Regions from separate parts of the Mus musculus genome. Here all the other regions are linked to region 1. The links are chromatin loops, found by intact Hi-C in ENCODE. Cell type or tissue: heart. All regions are shown on one strand.

Region 1 (8,000 bases):
AAATGACAAATAATTTCTGCCACATCCTGATGTTCCAAGTAAGCCATGGGACTAAACCAAAATAAAGAATTAGGAAAAGAGAGTTAATTTGGAAGCTGTAAAGTATAATAATTATTTTTTGCCCCAGATATGCCCAGTAGTACTTCATAATGTTATGTCCGCAAAAAGCTGAGTGCAGCCACCCTTACCGTGAGTTTGGGTGCACGATCTGGTGACTACTCGGAGATAAGTTAATTAACAACCCTGGACTTTGAGCCCTGAAATGCTGTCAACTAAATTCCTGTCACATTTGTACTTAAGCTGTTGATCTGAACCGAAGTATAATCTCTCCAATTCATGTTAGTCTCTACTGTTTCATCCAGCTTTTATTCCTCTATACCCATCTGATAGCAATGTTTCTTATGTCTCTTTAAGTAATTTGCTCAATTCTGAACATCATTGCAAATATAGTTTAAGTAATACTGTATAGACCACTAATATTGTTCTAATATAGACCTGAGTGACTCTTCGATTCTTTTCTCTGGAGTGAGTGCTGAGCATACATGCTTTTAAATGTGCTAGGCAAGAGCTCTCCCAGTGGTGTGTTGCCAGCCTCTTTTAGGAATATGAAATATTACATGAAGTTATAAAACAGGGGACAGATAGAACCTGGAAGAGGGACTTTTGTGAAATTCATCCTAATATATTTTCTGTCCCTCCCCTCCCCCCAAGGCACATGAAGCCTCTTTAGATAAAACATAAATTGGAAAGAAAAAAAATGAGCAGGCATAATTATCAGTAAAAGTTGCTTTCCCATAGTGACTCAGAACATATACACGTATTGATGGCATATAACTGTGCCACTGCCCCACACTGCCCCAGCTGCTGTTGCCTCTGCTACTGTCTGTTGTATTTCATTTCATTTTTGGACTGTAGGTCATGAACTATTAACTTGATTTTACAACCCAATAACCAGGCCATGCCCCACAGTTGGAACTCACTAGGCATGAAGAACTTAGAAAAAGTTTTTCCACTCTTAAACTTCAGTGGCTGGTGATTCTCTAGCTTCTGGACAAATGATTCTTAATCTGAGGGGCAATGATGTGTAGTACCATAAGGGTGGGATGCCTTCAAGATGAGCCAAAAGGAGGCTCTGGGTCAGCAGGGACCACAAGAACCCAGGGATCCTGAGTAAGTCAGTGGATCATGCTTGCCAGCAGGGTTTGCTCTGGAGTCATGCTACCTAGGCAGAAATGTTCATTGTACCAGTATAGCTCAGGTTATATGGGTTCACTAGTTAATTTGTCTAAGTGTCAATAAGTATGCCCTTTGAAATTAAGGTCTAATCATTGGTATTCATCCTCCAAGGTCATTAGTGGCAAGAAATAAAAAGTATATCGTGAGCTTAAAGCTAGAAACACAGGAAGGCTCCGTAGTGATGATACAGGGGAAGATAGGTTTTGGGGGTTTTTGGGTTTTTTGGGTTTTCTGGTTTTTGGTTTTTGATTTTTTTTTTGTTTTGTTTTGATTTGATTTGATTTGTTGTTTTTTACTGCTTCAAGGTAGCAAGTTTTCTCTTCAGCAAAAGATATCTGTCATGTTCTTCCTTCTATCCTCTACATTTAGTTGCCTAGCAATCTATGTATTCATTTGGAAGTCAAGTACCTTGTAGGGCAGGCTGATCCTAAACTTACCACTCGGTCAAAGATGACAATGAACTCTTGACCCTCCTTCCTCCCCCTCCCAGAGGCTGAGATTGAAGGCCTGTACCACCACATCATCTCACATTCCATTTGAATAGAGACATGAAAGTTACATTACTGTGCGTCCTTCCCCACTCTGTTGTCTTTACTCCCTCACATCCTGAGCCTCACGGTTGTGAAGAGTAGCAAACTCTATCTGGAGAAGCTGCTATGAAACAATGAAGTTTAAAAAAGAAAAGTGTAAGACATAATAAGGGATGAGCAAGGAAGAGTGGCAGGGGGACAGTAAGAAGTGCCCTAATATTATCTAATCAGTGCAGAATCAAGAGTGTTGGGCAAAGCCAAAACTGCATATTCCAGGAATTATTGAAGAACAATTCTAAGTGGTATATGAAATATCAATCACTGTTAGATCATCTGACAGTTACTTTAGCTGTGCAGTGTGGCTATAAAATTCAGGCCCTTGCTTAAAAGTTCTGGCAAGACTGGGTGTGTTCATTACTCTTTAGCATACCTGTGCAGGTGTGCATGTATATGCCTATGTGGGTGTGGATGTGACTGTGTGTACATGAGTATATGAGTGTGTATTTATGTGTGAACAACTCTGTGTGTACCTGTGTGTGTGCAAGTGTGTGTGTGTGTGTGTGTGTGTGTGCGCGCTGAATATGTTGGGCTAAAGAAGTTAGTTCTGATCTGTGTGCCACACAATATATCAAGGTGAGGGGACAATTAGGACAAGTCCCTACACTCCAGGGACCTAGAACAAATCTGTGTGTGTGTCTGTCTGTCTGTCTGTCTTTCCAGCTCCCTTCCTTGTTTACTGAGCTCTTACTATGGAACAGGCACTGAGTATGCACATCATTTCACTGGTTCCTAATCCACATTGTAGCAACTACTCAAAGGCTCTTATTCCTATTTCTAAGTCTACCAGATGTTAAAAGGCAGAGTACAACTTAAGTCTCTGTTAAAAGAATCTCCCAGTTCTACTTCCACAGGCTAATAGCGGTTGATAGTAAAACCATCTAACAAGACACGGATGTCAGCCACATAGCTGCTGCTGTATGAATAGGGTAGGAGCCACACCTGAGTTTGGATTCTTGCTCAACATGTAGTGACTCTCTGTGTGTGTGTGTGTGTGTGTGTGTGTGTGTGAGAGAGAGAGAGAGAGAGAGAGAGAGAGACAGAGAGAGAGACAGAGAGAGAGACAGACAGACAGACAGACAGACAATCAGAAAGGCTGATGATATAATGGTATATTTGGGAAACTATTTAAGAACACATAGAGGCCTACAACCCTGAAAGGACATCTGTTTCAATCCCCTTACTTTATAGTTGAGAATATCAACACTATGTAAGAACAAGGGCACAAGAACTCCCTGCCTGAACTCCTCAGGGAGAGATTGACACCAGTAGGACCCCTGGTTTCTGATACCCACTTAGCTCCTTGCTTTTTCTGAGATTTCATTCCATGTCACAGGCAGGCTTTCGACTGCCCTTCCTCAAATCAAAGGAAATATCTGTTCCCCACCAAGCAGATTCTTGTGAAAGAAATCTTGTGAAAGCACCTCTCATCTGTTTTCCCTCTATCTGTGCATTGATGGAGGTCAAGTGAAGGTCAGGGAATGCCCCGATGACTGGACTTCTGGGTCTCCACACCCAAGAATGCAGCCAAGCTTCAAATAAATCAGACTGCGAGCAAGAATTCAGACGGGCTCCCCCAAGTTCCAGGCTTCCTTTTCCTGGTAGAAGTCATCAGCTGTCTTGTTGCTAGGAGACCAGTGGAGGTGGAAAGTAAAATAGCCATAGTTTTCTAACTTATCTGAAAATGCAGTTTGTCTTTGCTCCCTTGGGGGTTCAGCTTCCTTAAGAGCAGGCTATCACAGCCAGGCAGAGAGAGACCTTTCTTCCTTCCTTCCTCTCTTTCTTTCTTTCTTTCTTTCTTTCTTTCTTTCTTTCTTTCTTTCTTTCTTTCTTTCATGAAATGGATAGAGCTTTTCCTGGGCATAGAGTGTCATACAGCAGAGACCAGGGAGCTGCCAATTACTGATGCAATGTTTGGGAAAGAGTTGCTGAGCACACATGACTCAACAAAATATGACAATTTGCGTCCCTATCTCTTGGAAAGTTGTACTTATCAGAACCAATAAGAGCGGTGCGGTCAGTAAGCACACGGAGCTGTATTTATCATGAGGGAATTGAGTAGGAATTAAAGCCCCGAGGATTGTGAGTGGAGGAGATGATTTGAGTCACTATCTGTCCGGGACTTTCCTTTTCGGTGGCATTCCAATAGCACAGACCTCACCCTGGCAAACCATAGCATTGCTCAATATTAAAAACATTTGCCTGGAATGCAGGACATGTGAACTCAGACACCCCCTACAGCTTCACAGTGTGATCCCAGCATGCTGCATTCACTGTAAACACCACGGCTTTCAGGAGAACAAGGACAGTGCCCAGAGGTGACACAAACCACAGGCAGAGAGTGTGGCAACAAGAACCTTCCCAGCCTTCGCACAGCACTTAACACCACCCCACTGATGACCCTGGCAGAGATGGAAAGGGATCCCATGGGAGGAAACCAGTGCATTCTTTTACCCTTAGAAGAAAGTAAGAATGGAAACTGATTTCCTCTTTCTCTGGTGGTGTGCTTGGTTGTCTGAAGCAGAAAAGTATAACTGAAAGGAAGGAAGCAAGGAAGCAAGGAAGCAAGGAAGCAAGGAAGGAAGGAAGGAAGGAAGGGAGGAAGAGAGAGAGAGAGAGAGAGAGAGAGAGAGAGAGAGAGAGAGAGAGAGAGAGAAGAAAAGAAAAGAAAAGAAAAGAAAAGAAAAGAAAAGAAAAGAAAAGAAAAGAAAAGAAAAGAAAAGAAACGAAAAGAAAAGAAAAGAGAAAAGAGAAGGAAGGGAAGAAGGGAGAAAACAAGGAAGGAGGGAGAGAGGGAAGTAAGGGGCCACACAATTTACTCCCAACAAACGTTAGGAGAGTAAATAATGAGGTCATCAAACTCCCCATCCTTTTCTTGTCTAGGGATCCTCCCAGTTCAGCTGAGACAAAGTAGCAACCCTTGTTAAACTTGCTAAACTGTGAGTGAGAATATAACTCTGCATACTCTAAAGCCTATTTAATCTGTGCAGTGTCTGCCAGAGCTCAGGGGTTTGCCAGTGCAGGGCTAAAGGCAGACACAACATTTCTGACTGACTACAGCAGGTCACTGCCCACCCTGCCCCCACCACCACTTTCAAAGTCAGAAGAGAAACTCTCCTCACACACTGCTGACTGCTCAGGCCAGCTGTCAAAGACGATGTCCACTCTTTCACACAGGACAGCAATTAGCCAAAATCATCCCAAATTGCTGCCACTGAAAATCTCTAATTGCCCATCGGGGTTTGTGGTTTTGTCTACAAAGAGAGTCATACAGAAGGGGCAACTAAAGGGCTGTGCAATGAGGGTTTCTAGGCAAGCTTAAGCATGCGTCTTCCGAAGCAGAGGGTCAAGCTCAGGAAGACGAAAGACATAGAATGTAAAGGTGACCTTTATAGTCTCAAACTCTGGAGGAAGTAGAGAAGCATGAGGTCAGAAGACAGGCTCATAATCCCACTGACATTGGCAGATCCCAGCACAGTGTTGGTTGTAGACTATGTGACATAGTCACTATATTTAAGGAAGAATCAAAATGTGGCGTCAACAGAAGAAGTGTCACTTCTGGAGTTCACTCATACCCATCATATATGACCTTGGGTAAGTCAAGGCTTCCTCCTGGGACGATCTTGTCCTTCTTCTTAGATTTTCCATGTTGGGTTCCTCCCGTGTGAAATGCCTCTCCAGCATTTCCTAGGAAACTGTTATCCCCACTATTCTGCTTTGCTCCTGGTGATGGGATCACCAAAGAAACTCAGAGGAGGATGGTAGTATTCCAGCTTTCACTTCTAGGCCAGTGAACCAGTCAAGGCAGCAGGAACTTCTAAGCAGCTAGTCAAGGGCAGGAAGGGAATGAATACATGTATGATTGGTCAACTCAACTTCTCCGCTGCTAAACAGGCCTGGAACTAAAGCCAAGAAACGGTGCCATCTGCATGATTAGGCCCTAGGTTAATGTTGAGAGTCCTTCTTGATCACTCTCCACCTTATCTTTTGAGACAGAGTCTCTCAGTTGAGCCCATATCTGCCCTATGTGTGCTTACATGGATGTACTAAAATCTGTTCACCCAACTGTAGTATCTTGAAGCTCAGAAAACAAAGTTCAGGCTGCAGGGAAAGTTCAGGCTTGTAAACTGCTTGCCACGTGAATTCAAAGAGCTGAGTTCAAATCCCCAGAACCCAAGTAAAAAGCTGAGTGTTTGAACGTGTATATGTAATCTCAGTGCTACTATGACAAGATAGGCAATGGAAATCCAAGAAAGTCAAGACTCTCATGGGCCAGTGAGGCTGCCATACTTAGCCCAAAGGGAAATTAAGTAAGATGTTACAAGGTTGTCCTCCGACTTCTACATGTGCATTACAGCAAGTGTGCAATAGACACACCCATGCCTCATACAAAGAAAGATGGAAAGAAGGAGAAGGGAGGAAGTGGGGAATGAGGAAGAGGGAGGGGGAGGAGAAGAAAATGAAACTCAAAGAATGTATTAAGCCACAAGTGAAAAAGCAAAGATGAGACCCCAGATCTACCAGATCTGCCAGCTCTTATATCTGTTCTCTGCTTTCTGTCCTCACATCACCATCCCCTGTCTTCTAGCTTCCCCTAGGATCCCAGGATGATGGTATTCTCCCTGGACTAGCCTTTCTGCTTACCCACTATCTCATTAGCACCAGCACCTCTATCCAGATGAGGAGCAAGAGACAAATGCTAAGTCCATGCCTGAGCCTCTACAGTGTTAAATAGATGTGACTGGTAGCTCCTCACTACCATATCATGAAGCTTATTCTTGTACTTCCTCATAATCAATGGTATGATTTGAATGTTCTTCCACCTGCTATCTCAATAATTAGTTCACTCAAAAAAAAAAAAGAGCTAACAAATATAAAACAAAAAACAACTAGAGGATAGAAGACACGTGCTAGTATGAAAATTCTGGGGTTTTAGTGAAACTGTGCCCAGAATGAGTCAGCAGGGAGATGTAGATGACAGGAGAGACTCTGTGTCAGCCATCATCAATGAACTAGTGCACCAAGAATGGTAAAAGCTATTGGAGGTCCAGAGAAATATCTTTGACTCTCTGCCTCTTCACTTACAGAGTGCAGACAATGATAGAGAAGATGTATACAGACTGCTCAGAGGAGTACCATGCATACAGCTAGCATCCCCAACACAAAGCCAGTCATCACTCTCCCAAGAAGATAAAGGAGCAAACACCATCATGGTTCTTGTGTTACAAATAATGAAACTCAGGTGTCAAAAGACAGACACAAGCCAGACCAGTTTGATTCTGAAGTCCATTTCCATAACCACTAAGTTATACTTCCTCCCCTTATAGAGAATTTAGAACAAGAAAAGCCCCCATATTCTCATGACCCCAAGATAAACACTTTTACCCTTCTTCACACTTTCAGATTTTCTTCCATATATAAATGAAGACTGTGACATTCCGATCTGCCCCCTGCTCTTTACATCTGTCATTCTTCCCTTGTTCTCTGTTTGGGATTCAGTTCCACAGCCATCCTGATATCATTTGCTCATGTGAACATGGTGTGATCTAAAGGTTGGACATATTACATTTCCCACAGTTGTAACTGGCAACACACCGAACATCCTTATTCTTGAATCTTTGGCCTCAGCTATGGTTGGTTAAGGAAATGAAGGGTTGCCACTGATCCTAAGCTCTCATCTGGTGGAGACTGAGACTTTAGTCTTTGTGCTTGAAAAAAGTGCAGAGATCGCATGTCATCCTGCCTGGAGAAATAAGAGGCCAGAACCTGGAATGTAGTTGTATTGGTATGCTCACATGATAACTGCCATGGAATGGGGGCTAGATTGTCTCTAAAGGTCTTATTTTAGAGTAGCAGTTCACAACCTGTGGGCTAAGACTTCTTTGTGGCCACATATCAGATATCCTGAAAATCAGATATTTATCTTATAATTTGTATTAGTTTCAAAATTGCAGTTATGAAGTAGTAATGAAATAATTTTATGATTGAGGGTCACCACAACCTGAGGAACTGTATTAAAGGGTTTCTTCATTAGAAAGGTGGAGAACCACTGCTCTAGGACAACCTGCTTCTGTGGAAAGATAGGTTCAAATCACAGAGGATGGATTGTCCATCCCCAGGAAATGAGCAGTCCAACTAAACTCAGATATGCTAAATATGCTGGATCATACTTGCCAT
Region 2 (8,000 bases), 67 kb after region 1:
TATCACAAAGTGCTGACATCTGGGTGACTTTAGACAACAGAGATGAATTATGAAAACAATGAGTGAGCAGAGTCCTGTTCTTCCTGACTCCACAGGGAACACCTCTTCCTCATACCTGCTAGATCCTGCAGTCCATGGCTTGTGGAAGCACCAGTTACGTTCCTGCCTCCCACTGCCTGTAACCTTCTTGCCATATGTATTCTTCAGTGTAACCCTAGCTGAACTTAGCATCTACAAAGGTCACATTCACAGGTTCTGAAGGTTAGGATTTGACCTTACCTTCAGGAGTGTAACAGTTAATCATTATTATCTTGGCTGCATTTACAGTCCCTGAGAGGCTGACCACATTCTGGGATTGTCTAAGGGTCACAGAAAATTAAGCAAAGGGGAAGACTCCAATCTAAGGGGGATGTTGCTAGAAGACCAAACTTTTACCTTTCCCCACATCTCATCTCCATGTTTTAGGCTGTTCTCCTCCACCTGCCCTTTAATGATAGGCTAACCCTTCCGACACCATACACTGAAATAAATTCTTTCTCTTTTAAGTTTCTGTCAAGGTTTAGTAACAAAAGCTATCTCAGACAGGAAATCAGTTCCACACATTACACACAGAGCAACAGAGTGGCATAGGCAGTGGCAAAGCCCAAGCCAGGCAGGAAGAAGCCAGCCTGTCCCAAGCTGGGCAGGAAGGGAGTCCCGTGGGCAGCACACTGATCATGTTGTACCAGGAGAGGGAGGAGAGAATGACAAAGGAACTGACCAGCTCTTCCTCCTCTGATAAAGGCGATCATTGGTCCTAGCTCATACTGGTGTTTGTCCCAGAGAGGTAGCTGTCTTGACAGGGAGTCTTATACCAGGTTCTTCCACACTTTAAAACAGCACCCCACTTGTGACTGACCTGACACTCTATGGCTTTCAGATGGGAGAAAATTGTTCTTAGCAGTAAAATGGAGACTGAGGAGAAAGTATCCCTGTGACATCCTGGCAAACATCAGAAGAGAATAGGGAGCATCCTTCTGTCAAAAAAAAAAAAAAAAAAAAAAGGAAGTAGGGTATCTTGGGGTCCAGGAGCAAAGGGTTATGTCAGATATTAATGTTTCTCTTCTGGGCAGGCTTCTTCTGATCTAAGGCTACCCGATATTCATTCCCAAATAGCTATGTAGAGCATCTCTTATGTGCACTTCTTCCTGACAGACAAGCCAAATCTCTGTTTCCTAGAGATTATTATACCATGGGCAAAGAAATGGGCAGAGTAGCTGAAACATGTGAGGCACTTGAAAAAGCACCAAGCTCACTAGAGGACAGTAAAGCTATCCAGAGGACTCACGGGCATCATCAGATGCTGGGAAGTCTGAATGTTATCATGGGGATATTGTTATCTGGCCCAGAGGAGGAACTGAGCAATGAAAAGAAAGAGGAGTCATCATTTACAAAGAACCTGGGACAGAATTCTACCCTGAACTGCAGTTAGAGGGGAGAGAGAGCAGGATGACATTAGGAGATGGTAAGCCAGAGTCCAGGGTGTTATGATTATTTAAGCCCCATCTTTGTAAAATGTGAGAAACTTAGGGCTTGAGAAGCTGTTGGGGTCTTGTAGTAGGACTTCCATTTTCGAAGGTTGCCTAGCTTTGCCTTAAGAATAACTATTGAAAGGTAAAGCAGAAACAGGAACAAGAATCCAATGGCTGTGTTAATAATCTAGGCAAGGGGAATGTGGCTGGACCATGGTAGGAACAGGGGGGAAAATGTGAAACTGTCATTTTGGATATGTCCTGCTCATAGATTGGACATGTAAGAGGACAGTCCAAGAAGGGCTTATTCCAAACTCTAATAGGGACTGAAAAATGCAGGATCAGGAAACTGCAAGAGAGGAAATGGAGAAGACCTTCAGTATCTGAGGCCATAAGACACTGAGCAGAAGCACGGAAGAAGCAATTGGGGGACATTTGACAGAAGTCAGGCCTGACAAAGGAATGTTCCAAGTACTTGACTGCAGATAGGAGAGGGCAAACAAGGATCAAAGCTATGGATAGGAACAATCTGGAAGACAGACAAGGATTTGGGTCACAAGAAGTCAGTTTTCTTCCCATAGTGCTCCAACTGGGATTTTAGGTAGGTTGTCTCCCTGTTCTGATCCCTAGACTCCTCTAGGACTCAAAATAACAGCTCACAGCTTACCATCTCCAATCTCTGAATTCTAGTATCAGCTTCACTAACTTTAAGTTCCTGATGTTGCTGGCTAGGAAGAGTACTGTAAAGACAGGCCATGCCTTGGAACTCTTTCTAGAACACAATGCTCTTCTCTGTAGATTATCTCATTTTTCTCTGCCACATTGCACCAAAGCCCTTGGATTTCTGGGCTTCCACTCTTCTAAGCAAACCTTTGTTTGAGTGTTCCCAGTCCCAAGGCACACACACTGACCCTGCTCCAGTCCCTTCTTTAGACCATTCTCCACTCAGAAGCCACAGTGATTTTAAAATAAAAGCCTGGTGTCTCTCAAACCTGTGGGCCCACCTCCCCTTTCCCTGCATTGCCAGCTCCTTCAAACCTTGGCTTGACTATCCTGTCCCCAGAAAGAGACTCAGTTGAAGCCCATGCCAAGTGGATGTGTTCTGCTTTAATTCTCTTTCCCTTCATTGCTTATCTTTGTTCTTCTTAAACCCAAGTTAGTTATCTCCTTATGTTTCATCTGAAATTTGACTCGGATCTGTGTCCGCCACTGGCCACATGCTCAGCCGAGCAGAGCCTCATCCATCTTGTGTCATCGTGTCGATCACCAGAACCAAGCTGGTGGTGAACCAAGAGCAGGTGTCCAGGTGCTATTTAAATAAATGCACATTTGCATAAATATGTAAAATATTTAACAAGACTTTTTAAAGAAAGAGGAAAGGAAAAAGGAAGGAAGAAGAAAGAGAGGGAAGGAAAGGAGAAGGGAGAGGAAGAAGAAAATAAAGACAAAAGTTTAAAAGGAGGGAGGAAAGGGTAGGGAGGTGAGGGGGAAATGAGGAAAGAAGGAAGAAGGGAAGCAAGGAGAAAAAAGTAGAAAAGAAAGGAGGCTAATTTTGCTTATTTGAATATTCTTTAGTGATTATATGTCACTCTTTTTTTATTGGTTATTTTATGTATTTACATTTCAATTTTTATCCCCTCCCCAGCTTCCCCTCTGCAAACCTCCTATCTCATTCCCCCATCTCCCCTGCTTCTATGAGGGTGATCCCCCCACCCACCCACCCACTCCTGCCTCACTACCTTAGCATTCCCCTACGCTGGGGCATCGAACCTTTACAGGACTAAGGACCTCCCCTCCCATTGATGCTCTATGTCACTCTTGAAAAAAGAAAAAAAAAAAGACTGACATTCTGTTTCTGTGTATAGAGAAAACTGAAGGAGGCTTCAAGGTCAGTCGAGGTGACTATCAAAGGGGAAAGCGTTGAGTAAAGAAGGCTTCCAGCAGAGGAAGGCCTGGAAAAAGGTGGTCCCTGCAGGCTGGGAGGACATTTCTTCTGCTATGTGTTCACAGTGACCTGGACAGTATCCCAAGAGCCACCCCTTTCAGAGAGAGAATGACAACATTCTGCCAGGATTCTTGAGAAGATTTGCTTGGCGGTCTCTGAAAGAGGTCTCTTGGATTCTATTTCCTTCATTCCAAAGTGTCCCTGGAAGCTCTCTGCCTCAGAAGACCCAGGAGGAGCATGTGGCTCTGTGTCACCATGTGTTACCATATTTGGATGATCAGAGGGAGAGGGCCTGGGAGGACAGCCAAACTGCTCTTTTCTGGGTGGCCCTAAGTGAGTCACTTTACCTCAGAACTCTAGCTGCATGTAAACTGGAGTTCTGATTCTCTCTCCCCGTATACCTCTAAGAGGGCAAGGGTAAAGATATTGCTTTCTAGAAAGCAGCCACTCACAAACACCAGCAATACAAGTTCTGCGGGACTAGAATCAAGTGCAGGAGTTCATGCCTGTGCTAGGAGTAAAAACAAAACAAAACAACAGTGTTCTTGCTCACAGGTCCAGGACCTCTGAAGTTCCATGGCCAGGGCAGAAGCACAAGGGATCCTACTCTCAAGGACCTCTCATTGGAAGCTATTAGCCTACCGGCAAAAGTGTTCTCAGAGTAAGCCACCCTCTACACACTCAGAAACAGTTCTAGATCATTTACAATGGACCACAAATGAGACAGAGAAAGCTCACTGATCACCTGAAAATCTTGACTGGCCAACCAAGCTAAGCCTTGAGCTTGGCTCCTTCCCTGAGTCTCAGATATGGGGTTCTCAGTGAGTTCTGTAGGCTATAGATATCCCTGTGTAGTCTTGTGCTAGAGGTGGAGGAACTTGAGAGCTTATTATTCTCTGGATGGGGGAAAAAAGAAAAAGAAAATTGTCTAATAGCTATATTATGCTGTGACTCTGACCCATAGGATTGCTTGGCTAGCAACAGGACAAGCAGCCTCCAGGACCAGATCTCAAGGTACTTCACAGATGCTTCTTAGCCTAGGAAGATGTCCCTCACTAGGCCAGAAACAAGGTCCTACCTAATTAGCTCTCAGTGGTGGCTGTTGACCATTATAGAGATTAAGAGCACATAGCAGAGATCTTTTTAAACGTCTCACATCTAAACTATAGTAAAGATTCTAAATGTTATCTAACAACTCTGTTGTGCTCTGAGCAATAGACATCTCATGCTTCAGCCACCATGAGAACCAGATTAGTGGACATTGTTGTGGCCATTTTAATGATGGGGGAGTTGACTCCAAGAAGACCAAGGTGCCATTTGGGATGCTGGAAAAGAAGAGCACTCTGTATATTCTCTATTCTCTCCTGGACTCTGTCCTGGACTTCCTAGCATCCCAGCCTTTGAATCTATGAAGTAGACTCTACTGTGTTATGTCCATTTTAGTTCCCTGGCCCTCTTATAGGGCATAAGGTCAGTCCCTAAAGAAAAGGCCAGCAGTTAACAGGTGGGTTCAGTTTCTCTTTAGACAGAAATGAAAGTAACACCTTACAAGGGAGAACAGGGCCAGGACAGAGTTAAAAGGACAAAATAAAGTGACGATGAAACTCTAACTATCATAGAGAAAGCAAGCAAAATATGGACCTCAAGGTGACCAGCTCACTTCTGATTTCTGACTTATAATTGCCCCAAGCACCTGCGCAAGAAAAAACAAAATCCATGATCACTGTCAGACAAGGTGGCCTTGATATGTAAAACAGGAGCCCAATTTTTGTAACCAAGTGCCACATAGTTTTTATTTTAGGCTTCACGGCCATATCTCTCTCATGACTATTAAATTTACCAGTGCGGGAGCAAAGAAGCTCGACGACATCATATAAAACCGTGAACACCGCCATGTTCCAATAAAACTTTAATGCAAGCAGGAGGAGTTGTAATTAGTCAGATCCTGGTTTAGAACGGGCACAGGCAACTATCCAAGAAGATTGTGCCAGGAACTCCAAAGACTCTACTATCTCTTCCAAAACAAGTGTTTACCAGTCAATCGCCAGAGCCCAGGCCCTACTCTAGGCTCTGGGATTCAGCACATAGAACACAGGCAGGAATTCTATTCATACCCCTTACCAGGAGAAGCATCATCCGCACTCCTCAGATAGGAAACAAAGATGCTGGTAGGGAACGTGCCAGGGCTCATGAGAACAGAGTTGGGCCTCCAGAGAAAACGATGAGCATGAGATCTTAGAAATCCAGGCTACTTCTCAGAGCATAACCAAGACTCAGTTCCAACGTGGAGACTATGTTTCCACTTCCATCCGAGGTAAGAGGCCCTCCCTCTATTGTAGGTTGTTCCTGAGCTGCTTAGGCCAGTGCTTTTGCCAGGAAGAAAGAAGTAGAGGACACTTCCAACCTGGGAGAAGCCCAGAAGACGCTCTTCTCTAAAGAGAACGTGTCCCTTGTATGAATGATGCAGACATCCAGAGGACAGGGAGGGCTGCAAGTCCACTTAGCTGGAGATTCGGAACTGACAGGCATAGCCTTGCCTGAAGGCCAGGCCTTTATCCATCTTAAGATGGCTTGGACCTGTGAAAGGAATTCTGATAGGAAGAATATAGAGATGGCTGCCTGGCTGCCTCCAGGAGTTTGACACACACTGTGCCACACACAGTAGGCAGCTATGCCCCTGTTTCTGTGTCCAACTCCAGGCTATGGCCAGGCAGGACATGTCATGGCTGGTCAGCATGGTTGTACCTACTCAGTTGAATCATTAAGCAAGAGCTAGAGCTATGGACACCATGCTTATATAATACAGACAGAATGAAGACAGGGAAACTGAGGCCCAGGAGCCACTAGGGATCTCTGCAAATAACAATGCTCCAGGCACCATAGTAAACTTTTTCTGAAGATCGCTAAGGATATTGAATCCTCACAATGGCACAGTGCACTCTTATACGTCACTGCCCTAGTGTTTTTTCCTATTGCTGTGATAAACACCACGACCAACAGTAACAGAGAGGAAAGAAGGGTTTGTTTGGCTTACATGTTTGCATCAGTCATTCGCTGAGGAAATTAAGGGCAGGAGCAGAGACAGGGACCATGGAGGAGACCTACTTACTGGCTTGCTCCCAGGCGCATGCTTAGCTTCCCTTCTGATATAAGCCAGGACCCCATGTCCAGGAGATGGCACCACCCACAGTGGGCTAAGCTGTCCTCCATCAATTAGCAACTATGAAAAGGCCTCAGAGACATGCCTACGGGCTAATCAAATGTAGGCAACTCCTCAACGGAGATTCCTTCTTCCCAGGTACCAGGGAATATCAAAGTGACCAAAAAGCAAATAGCAGAGCCATGTGTACTGTAACCTATATTGTCAATCAGTGTGTTGTAGGTGTGACCGTGGTTAGAAACCTTAAGCATGAGCCATTTCCGGGGTTGTTCTTGCTCTCCTTATGAAGAGGATAGTGAGGATGAACTCAGGCTGTTTAGCACTATCCATCTTTTTCCCCAACACGCTCATGTCCTTTAATATTTGACTCCTGTTGGAAAACCACACTGGAGAGCCGAGCCTGTAGGAAAAAGAAAGTGGAGAAGGTAAAAGAATTGTCTTGGAGCCACTGAAGACCTAAGCTTTTCCCCTTCTAGTCCCCCAGAAGGGGAAAGAAACTGTATTTGCCAGCAGACTTAGGGATGGTTCTGAATAAAGGTTTGCACGCTTTTCCAGAGTGCAAACAATGCTAGCTAGGGACAGCCCTGAGGCTCATGGGCACACAGGCTTAGCAGGCAAGGAGGCGGGGCTGGATGGAGCTGGACAGGACCCAGCACACAGCTTTGTATAATGAGCTCAGTCAGCCCTGTGGGGTCACTCCAGAACACCAGGGCAACCTCCGTACCAGAAAAACAAACTCATGATCCCTGGCCAGGCAGGCACCATCCAAAGAGTAAACAGGAGTGATCACACCCCAGGGACCCCCCCCCCCCAATACTCCTCCCTGTCCTGTTGGGCTAATAATAATCTCAGTAAGTAACATGCACAGTGGATTAATGTGTCAGGCACATGGGCCCAGGGGCTTGTATACACCTTTTTAACCATCAGAAAGCCCTTGGTGTGAGTGGACAGGAAAAACAACTTCCAGCATTCTGCGGCAGCATACAGGAAAGAGGAGCTACAACATATCACAAGAGAGCCGCCAGGTTGTGACTGTTTCCATACACAATGATGTTTTTGAGATGATTGACAACTCATTAGCCTGACCCCAATTGTACGTTTGCATGTATTGAGATGCCTTACCACACCGATAAATATACACAATTACCATAAAATATGGGAATGATTAAAAAAATATCCATTTTACAAGTGAGAAATTAGGATTCACGGGTCCCTTAAGCTATATAATAGTAGAATGTAAGTGAGACTCTAGGCTGCTCCAGTGACTGCCACATGAGGTTGGGTTGCTGGAGCTGGCACAGTGAATGCATATACACAGATAAGCATGTCACTAAGGAGCCTTGTCTCATTGGTAAAATGGGACCACAGGTTCTAGGCTGGCATT
Region 3 (8,000 bases), 110 kb after region 1:
TGTTGTGGGTGGGCCACTTATGGAAAAAAGGACTAAGATGGGTCAGGGTGGATGGCTGGTTCTAATTTCAGTCTCTTTTACTACTGTCATGTGACCTTGATGTCATTGGGGACCTCAGCTTATCCCACGGCAGAGTGGAATAGGAATGGACCTGTCAGACAACGTCCATATTTGAGATTAAGCTGTATGTTTGATAGTCACACTGAGGAGTTATGGAAGCTATTATCTAGGCCTCCTGCAACTGCAGAGAGTGAAGGAGACTCAGGTGCACTCTTCCATGAATTTTTACACAGGGGAAAAGAGATCAAGGAGCAGTCATGCCGGCTACATGAAAGTTTTCCTCAGGCCCACCGCACGGGTGTCAGCAAGGGGACCAGGTGGGGCCAGAGATAGGGCAGGAGCTCAGGGTGTGACAGAGGGCTGCCCAGAGAGGCATTCAGATAGGCTATGCTATCTGTGAACAATAGAACCGTTGTCCTGGACCCGAATCTGACAAGAGGGGATAAGACCCCCGGAAACACAAGCCCAGATAACTAGCCAGGGTGGCCTCTCAACACCATCCCCAGCCTGTCTGTTATTTCATTTATGCCATTCATTCATGCACCCTACAGTGTGTATCAAGCACATACCCAGAATTGTATTAGAAGGTGGAGATATGGTGATGAGTGAGACTCTTGGCCCCACTGTCAGGAAGCACAAAGATAAGAATGACTAGTAAGGACCCGTTAGCCTGAGTGTCCCAGAATACAATACCAGAACACATCCTCCTACTTTCAGAAAAAGGTCCAAACTAATGATGGGATGGGACAGGAAGGATGGAGCGGTGACTAGCCAGTAATGGTCCTAGAAGTCCACAGGAGGCAGAAGAGGACCCAGTGGCTCAATGGCTCACTACCTGTCTTAATGGCTCTCCTCTATACCCCACAGCCAGCAGCAAAAGCCAGTGCCAAGGGACCCCTTCTGGGATCTTCCCTTGTCTAGTTAGACATAGCACCTGGAGGCAGGTCCTTTAGACTTGGCCTGATATGCCAGCATCTATATGGGCTGCAGCTTTCATGGATGGATGGACAGATGCAAGGTAAGGAGGGAGAGAAATCGAGTAGTTCAAGAGTTTAGGATGAGGGAAAAAGAAATTCTATGACCTGAGTAAAGGCAGAAGTAGAAATAAAAAGGGGGAAATGGATCAAAAGGAAGAGGCGTGTATAGCCTTAAGGAAAAAAAAAAAAACTATTAAGCACTATGCAGCAAATGAAAAAAATGAGACATGTGCACACACACACACAGACACACAGACACAGACACACACACACACACACGCTCCTCTAAGAAACATGAGTGATGGAAAAAGCAAGGAGGCTGAACTATCTCTTCCTTCCAGCTGTAAATGCAAAAGCTTTGGGAGCCACTGGCAACACAGAGGTGGGCTTGGGGACCAGTCAGTAGGAAGGAGACGAACTTCCTAGGCCTGGATCTCCATCTATAAAGGAAGGCAAGCGGTGCCCTGCTTCTCCTTCTCGAGGCGTCTTGTGATGAGGCTTCTAAGCTTTACTTGCTTCCTGACAACCCTTGTTCTGCTTCCAAAACCCTAATGAGTCAAAGAGGCTTCCCTCATCCATAGCTGGGGTTGGCGGTGATCTGTGAAGGACAACACTGAGTCACAACTAAGCTCCCAGGGCATTGGCCTCTCACCCAACGCACATTTTGTTGCATTACAAAATGTAAATATTTCGCACTACAAGCAAAGGTAAAATGAAAAGGACATGTTTTCAGTCCCCACCCCCATCCCCCAATACAATACCCCTTTCAAGAGGACCAAAACTGTGTCCTAGGAACTACCTGGTCAAGCTCCTCCTGCTCAGACAGGTTAGAGACTTGCCTGGATTATCCCATAACCTGAACCAGAATCAACTCAATAAGCTTTAAGAAGACTGAGGTCTCTACCAACTGCTGAGCCGCTGCCCTTCCCCATCCTAAGCAACTACAGTCGGAGAAAGAAACGGTCCATGGAATCGTCAACTACAGCAAGGCCTTAAGGCTTGCTTATCCTGGGTCCAGCGCAAAGTCCAATTCTGGGAGGAGTGATGCATTCAAGAAAGCACCAGCTCCTAGAGGTGGTTATGTGGGGAAGAGGGAGGAATCCCTTCTCCCTCCCCCCACCCCACCCCCTACTATCCGAGGCCGGGAGTACTGCTGCTCGCCGCCATTGACACGCACAGATACAACCCCAAGAAAGGCAGGGTCCTGCCCAGCACCGGTGGCACGCGGGCCGAACCTGCGGCCGGGATTGGAGCTCACTAGGCCACCGGTCGCCCGGAGCCCGCAGCACAGCACCAGTATTGTGTAAGTGCCAAGAGACCACTCTGTCAGCAAGCTAAGAGGAAAATCGAGGCAAGATGTCAGGCCGGAGCGGGAAGAAGAAAATGTCCAAGCTGTCCCAGTCAGCCAAGGCCGGAGTCATCTTTCCAGTAGGCCGGTTGATGCGCTACCTGAAAAAGGGAACCTTCAAGTACAGGATCAGCGTAGGTGCTCAGGTCTACATGGCTGCGGTCACTGAGTACCTAGCAGCGGAAATCCTGGAGTTGGCCAGGAACGCTGCGAGGGACAACAAGAAGGCCCGGATAGCCCCCAGACACATCCTGCTGGCCGTTGCCAACGACCAGGAACTCAACCAGCTACTGAAAGGAGTGACTATCGCCAGTGGGGGTGTCCTGCCGAGAATTCTCCACGAACTGCTGGCCAAGAAGAGGGACCAAAGGCAAGTCAGAGACAATCCTCTCCCACCCCCAGAGAAAAGAGGAAGGAAGGCCACATCAGGCAAGAAGGGGGCTAAGAAATCCAAGGCCACCAAGCCAGGGACGTCGAAGAAGTCTAAAGCAAAGGACAGCAATAAAGAAGGAACATCAAATTCCACCTCGGAGGATGTGCCGGGGGATGGCTTCACCATCTTGTCTTCGAAGAGCCACGTTCTGGGGCAGAAGCTATCCCTGACCCAGAGTGACATCAGCCATATTGGCTCCATGAGGGTGGAGGGCATCGTCCATCCAACCACAGCTGAGATCGACCTCAAGGAAGAGATAGGGAAAGCCTTGGAAAAGGCTGGGGGTAAAGAGTTCTTGGAAACAGTAAAGGAGCTTCGCAAGTCCCAAGGCCCTTTAGAAATCGCTGAAGCTGCCGTCAGCCAATCCAGTGGACTCGCAGCCAAATTTGTCATCCACTGTCACATCCCCCGGTGGGGCTCTGACAAATGTGAAGAACAGCTGGAAGAGACCATCAAAAACTGCCTGTCTGCAGCTGAGGATAAGAAGCTTAAATCCGTCGCCTTCCCACCGTTCCCCAGTGGCAGAAACTGCTTCCCCAGGCCGCCCAGGTGACCCTCAAGGCCATCTCGGCTCACTTCGAGGACGACTCGGGCTCGTCCTCGCTGAAGAATGTGTACTTCCTGCTCTTCGACAGCGAGAGCATCGGCATCTACGTGCAGGAGATGGCCAAACTGGACACCAAGTAGCTCTCTCCGGCAGCGGGGGCGAAGGAGGATCGGCGTGACATCACAAGAGCGGGGTTTAAAAGGATTGCAGAAGGGTGACAGGGCATGAGAACGGAGGGTGGCTGAGAGGGTGAATGGAGGCGGCGGGAATGGGTCCTGCCTGCCTGGGGAAGGGGTCCAGTGCATTTTATATTCTCTTTACAAAGGGCCTCTCTTCCACAGTTAACCAGATCTCCACCAGGGCTTTCTTTCCATGTGTTTTCCTTCCTGTTGTTTTAGAACTTTTTCAAAAACAAACAAGACAAACAAACATAAAAATAAGCCTTGTTTAGATTTATAGCAGTGACTTTTACACACGCGCGCGCGCGCACACACACACACACACGCACACACACACACACACACACAATCCGTTCACAGTTTCTTTGTCTTTAGGTTCTTCCTTTTTCCAAGAGAAAAGGATGTGACTGCCTAACCTAGGTGTACTGGTTGTCTCCCTCAGTGGAGAAGATGAGAAGAACATCTTGGGGTGCTTTTCTGTTATAGGGTCCCCTCTCTGATACCTAAAATATTTGTAACTACACCTAAAAGGGTTTTTGCTTCGGGATTTTTGTTTGTTGGGTTTTTTGTTCTTTTAAAGAAAAAGAAAAATGAGAAGAAGAAGAAGAAGAAGAAAAAAAGATCCAGTGTTTTTCTTAATTAAAAAAAAAAAAAAAAGAAAGAAAAAAAGCAGCAGTATTCCCTACCCCTACACCCCAGACCTAAAATGTTCCAAAATACAAAATTGGTTGAGGGCCAACATGATAGCTCAAATGGAAAACACTCATCATAAACTTCGTTGCATATACAAATCACTAAAAATGTTACATAATATTACCATCAGGCCATGTGTATTGGAAATATACAAAACATAAAGGTTTAGGGTCCCAGTTTGAAGCTATTTCTAGGCATCCATAGCATTAGGAGGGGGAAAAAAAAAACCCTGATATCCCCGGGACTTGTGTTCCTAAGCATTTCAGCTAGGACAGCTCAACCTGCAGCACTCAATGGCCCAAACACATTGCAACACTGTCTCTGCTATTAGCCAGGGCCTGGTCATCAGAATGACTCTTGCTCAATATTATTCTTTGCTTCACCATTTCCACATGCAAAGGAACAATACTTCTCTTAAAAAAAAAAAAAATCAATTGTCCCCAGCAATCCACCTACACATTCTTGGAAAACTATGGGCTAAGAACTCTGCTTTACCAAGCAAACAAGGAACAAGGAGGGTTGAGAGGAATCCATCGATGCGCCTGTGCTTTCCATTATTCACACCAAGTGTTTTGAGAGTCACTAAGTTCAAATGACCCTGTCCCTTGGGGCTGCAGAACTATTTTTACTCACGCTTGCCAGTACGGAAGCCGCACACGTTGAATAAATGGGATTACTCAGTATGAAGAGACACTAAGTGGCTTCAAGAGGCTGCAGGGTAAAGGAACTGCCAATGGCCTGGAAGAAAGATGCTGGAACAATCAATGCCTGACATAGGAAAAGAATTCCTGGATGTTTTTTTTTTTTGCTGCCTGGGACCCAAAGGGACTTTGATGTGGGGACCATGGGGCATCCAACAACAAATAGGAAAGCCTGCCAGGATCACATCCCAAGCTGCCAGAAAACAATGAAAGAAGATAAATGGCCCTGGCTTCAGGAAAAGGCAACCCTGAGCAATGGGTAGACTTGTAGTAAGTGATCAGCAAGTGGGGGGAGAGGGTGGGGGGGGGCAAGCCTGAAGAGAGAACTAGCATGATAGCTTTTCTCTGTCCTTTCTTGACTACAGGGTGATCACACCCAGCCTGAAAGCTTTAAGTTGGAGGCTTCTACATGCAATCAAATCATATTCATTTCTGCACACATTTCAGGCATTCAAGTTAATCTCTTTGTTCCGTGGATTTACTATTTCCCAGAGGGTGTGTTTGTGTGAGAGAGTCAGAGGACCGAGGAGGACGGAGAGGAGGGGGGTGTTGGCTTACATAATCATGAAAACTCCCAGGCCCAGAATTTGCAAGGCAGATAAGCAGGCAGTTGAAGTCTGCAGGTGGCATGGAGTCAGGACTCCCACTTTCCTTTGCCACAGAGAACGTTAGTCTGTTCTCTTAAAGCCTACAACTGATAGGAACAGGCCCACGGGCCACACCATGAAAAGTCACAAACTTCACTCAGTCTGTATTCATCTAAATGAAGAAACACGTTGGCTCACAGAGGGGATGCATGCTTGCAATCAATCATCCTATATGACACATCAAGACCTTTCTCAAAGCATCAACAATGACAACCACCAAGGGGGTTCAAGAGACCCCCCCCCCAAAAAAAATATAGGCTGCTATCTCATTGCTCTTTGTTGAAGAGTCTATTGCTGAAGACACCACACAGTTCAGTCAGGGCCGTGAAGAAATCATGTTGGCACTGACCTGGAAGCCTCTTTGTGGGTGGGTAGCTCTTAGAGTGCTGGAAGATGCTATGAATGCTGCCAGAAGCTAAAAGTTATCAACAGGTCTAACCAGCTGTAAGCCCTGTGAATTACAATCATCATCAAAACAGCAAGAAGTACCCAATGGAACGATAGCATTTTCATCTGGCTCCTACATACTTATCCCTAGCTTTGTAGAGTGCAACTCTCAGGCCTTGTCAAAACAGCTTCTTTTTGCTGTGTGCAGTAGTTTATCCCCAACAGGTCAACATCCACAGAATAAGTGACCATGGGGCTTCTGTAACTCATCCCCATCACAGAAGAAGGAGCAAAAACCTTGTAAGAGCCAGAGGACCAGAAATTCTGCTGCCAAATAGTTTCTTCTGGACATGACAGAGGTGCGGCACCCAAGAACATTAAGCACCTATGGCTATAAGGACTGCACAGACCCACACTGGTCAAAATCCCAGCATGGATTGGGGAAGATCTCACCTAGCCCAGATCTAGGTTGAACAGCTAAGGGCAGTCAACTGCTATTGATGGAAGGGTCAGTTCCCTCCAGGAATAAGCCCTCTGATAGGTTGATCACACCCCGGTGGGGGCCCTACAGCAGAGTATATGTGCACCACTAATCATAGTTATAACAAAAATAACAGAAAATGAGGATATGAATTTGAAAGTGGGATATGTAGGGAGTAAGGGAGGAGGGTGAAATCAAAATGCATTGAACTCGTGTGGGAGAATCTCAAAACCAAAAATGAAAAACAAACAAACAAAAAAATATACAGCGTACAAATAGTCTCCTTTCTCCCAAGACACCTAAATCGGTATTTCATCAATGTCTGGGTCCCCTGCCCCAGCTAAGGTGATAGGTGATCACTTTAGAGCAGATGCAAACACAGTGATTCTTCCTCTGCACAAATATTCATTTCCATTGGACCCTCTCACTAGAGTTTCAGACATAAGAATTCCACCCCTTACTTGAAAGATGAACAAAATAAACAGCCAAACTCTCCTCTCCGATTCTAAGTAGCAACTCGGGTTTCTAGCTGCTCGAGATTAACCCTTTTCTCCCCAACACTTGGCATCCCAACCACCAGTCGGCTGCATACTGGGGACTCATTCCGAACCTCAGAGCATCTCCCCATGCCTTCCCCACCACTCAGTGTCTTCTTTCCATATCTACAGCAGTCTGGGGGTTCCAACATCCTGCAAAGTGAGCCAGCTGCTTCCAGTCCACCTGCAAGACAATAGCCTGGTTAACATTGTCTCAATGAGAGCAGAAGGAAACTTCTTACCCTGCCCTGTCTCCTCCTTGAGTTGCTACCTTTTTGTTCTTTTAGACTATGTGTCTCCTCCCCAAGTGTCTATCTTAACTCACCCAGACAGGCCATTTCCGGAAACCTACCTAATCTGGAAGATATGGAGTGCTCACAAGATATCTTAGAATTCTGGTCCAAAGGTGGGTGGCGGACACTAACATGGGGACAATAGAGGGGATAGAGTACCACAATGGATTAGGGAGACAGGGTGATATGTTTGAATTTGGCACATGTCTAAAGCAGGCGGTAATGCAGATTATTCTCTGAACTGCATTGAGAAGGGGGAAAAGAGTTGAGAGGCCAGCTAAGGAAAGATCAGAGAGAAAGATGATCGGGTCAGGGGAAGAAAGGAGGTGAAAACCTAAGCAGGTGACCTAGAACTGCTATGAACTGTGCAGCCACGATTTCATACACCGATGCTCAGAAGAATTGCACACAACCAAGTCAGAGAGGAAGAAATGCATTTGACAAGAGGCCAAGGGGAAGAAAGATTGCCATGACCATGAAGAGGGGCTTGGGGTAGCCCAGCCAAACTCCCAGCAAGCAAGGCTCAGCTCCTCTCTACACTCACCTATTCTCCTGCTCCTCCACAGAAGGGCCCTGAGCACACAGAATCAGCAGCAGCAGCATGCGCTGTTCTCATCCCTTGGCTGAAGACACTGAGGAGAAAAGGAAATTTATCTTTCCTTTTCAAAACGGATCCAAGTGAGATATGCATGGTCAACAGAAGGGTGATATAATTACT

Evidence for each region. Hi-C counts contacts between places; a loop is a spot of excess contacts. Peaks named below come from ENCODE experiments on the same cell type or tissue, not always from the same donor. Only the 100,000 strongest peaks of a DNase experiment are listed, where the experiment ranks them.
Region 2: a loop joins it to region 1, with 2.2 times the contacts of the local background. A loop is called at or near these places in 4 of 42 quality-filtered maps.
Region 3: a loop joins it to region 1, with 2.0 times the contacts of the local background. A loop is called at or near these places in 2 of 42 quality-filtered maps.

What each region holds. Positions count from the first base shown.
Region 1 is chr15:62,324,555-62,332,554 of GRCm38, reverse strand. No RefSeq gene overlaps it. Among named protein-coding and RNA genes, the nearest start is that of Pvt1, 290 kb to the right of the region's middle. In heart, CTCF peaks have their summits at 1,199 and 4,067; DNase peaks (open chromatin) are centred at 3,404 and 3,954; H3K4me3 peaks cover 685 bases; H3K27ac peaks cover 2,152 bases.
Region 2 is chr15:62,257,437-62,265,436 of GRCm38, reverse strand. It overlaps Pvt1 (Pvt1 oncogene), which reads right to left. Exons shown (of 5, transcript NR_132747.1): 5 at 5,222-7,016. Among named protein-coding and RNA genes, the nearest start is that of Pvt1, 220 kb to the right of the region's middle. In heart, no CTCF peak of the experiment used is centred here; DNase peaks (open chromatin) are centred at 3,736, 6,626 and 7,276; H3K27ac peaks cover 895 bases.
Region 3 is chr15:62,213,726-62,221,725 of GRCm38, reverse strand. The region is part of intron 2 of Pvt1 (Pvt1 oncogene); the gene reads right to left. It also overlaps the pseudogene Macroh2a3. Among named protein-coding and RNA genes, the nearest start is that of Pvt1, 180 kb to the right of the region's middle. In heart, no CTCF peak of the experiment used is centred here; DNase peaks (open chromatin) are centred at 3,215 and 4,865; H3K27ac peaks cover 2,837 bases; H3K27me3 peaks cover 548 bases.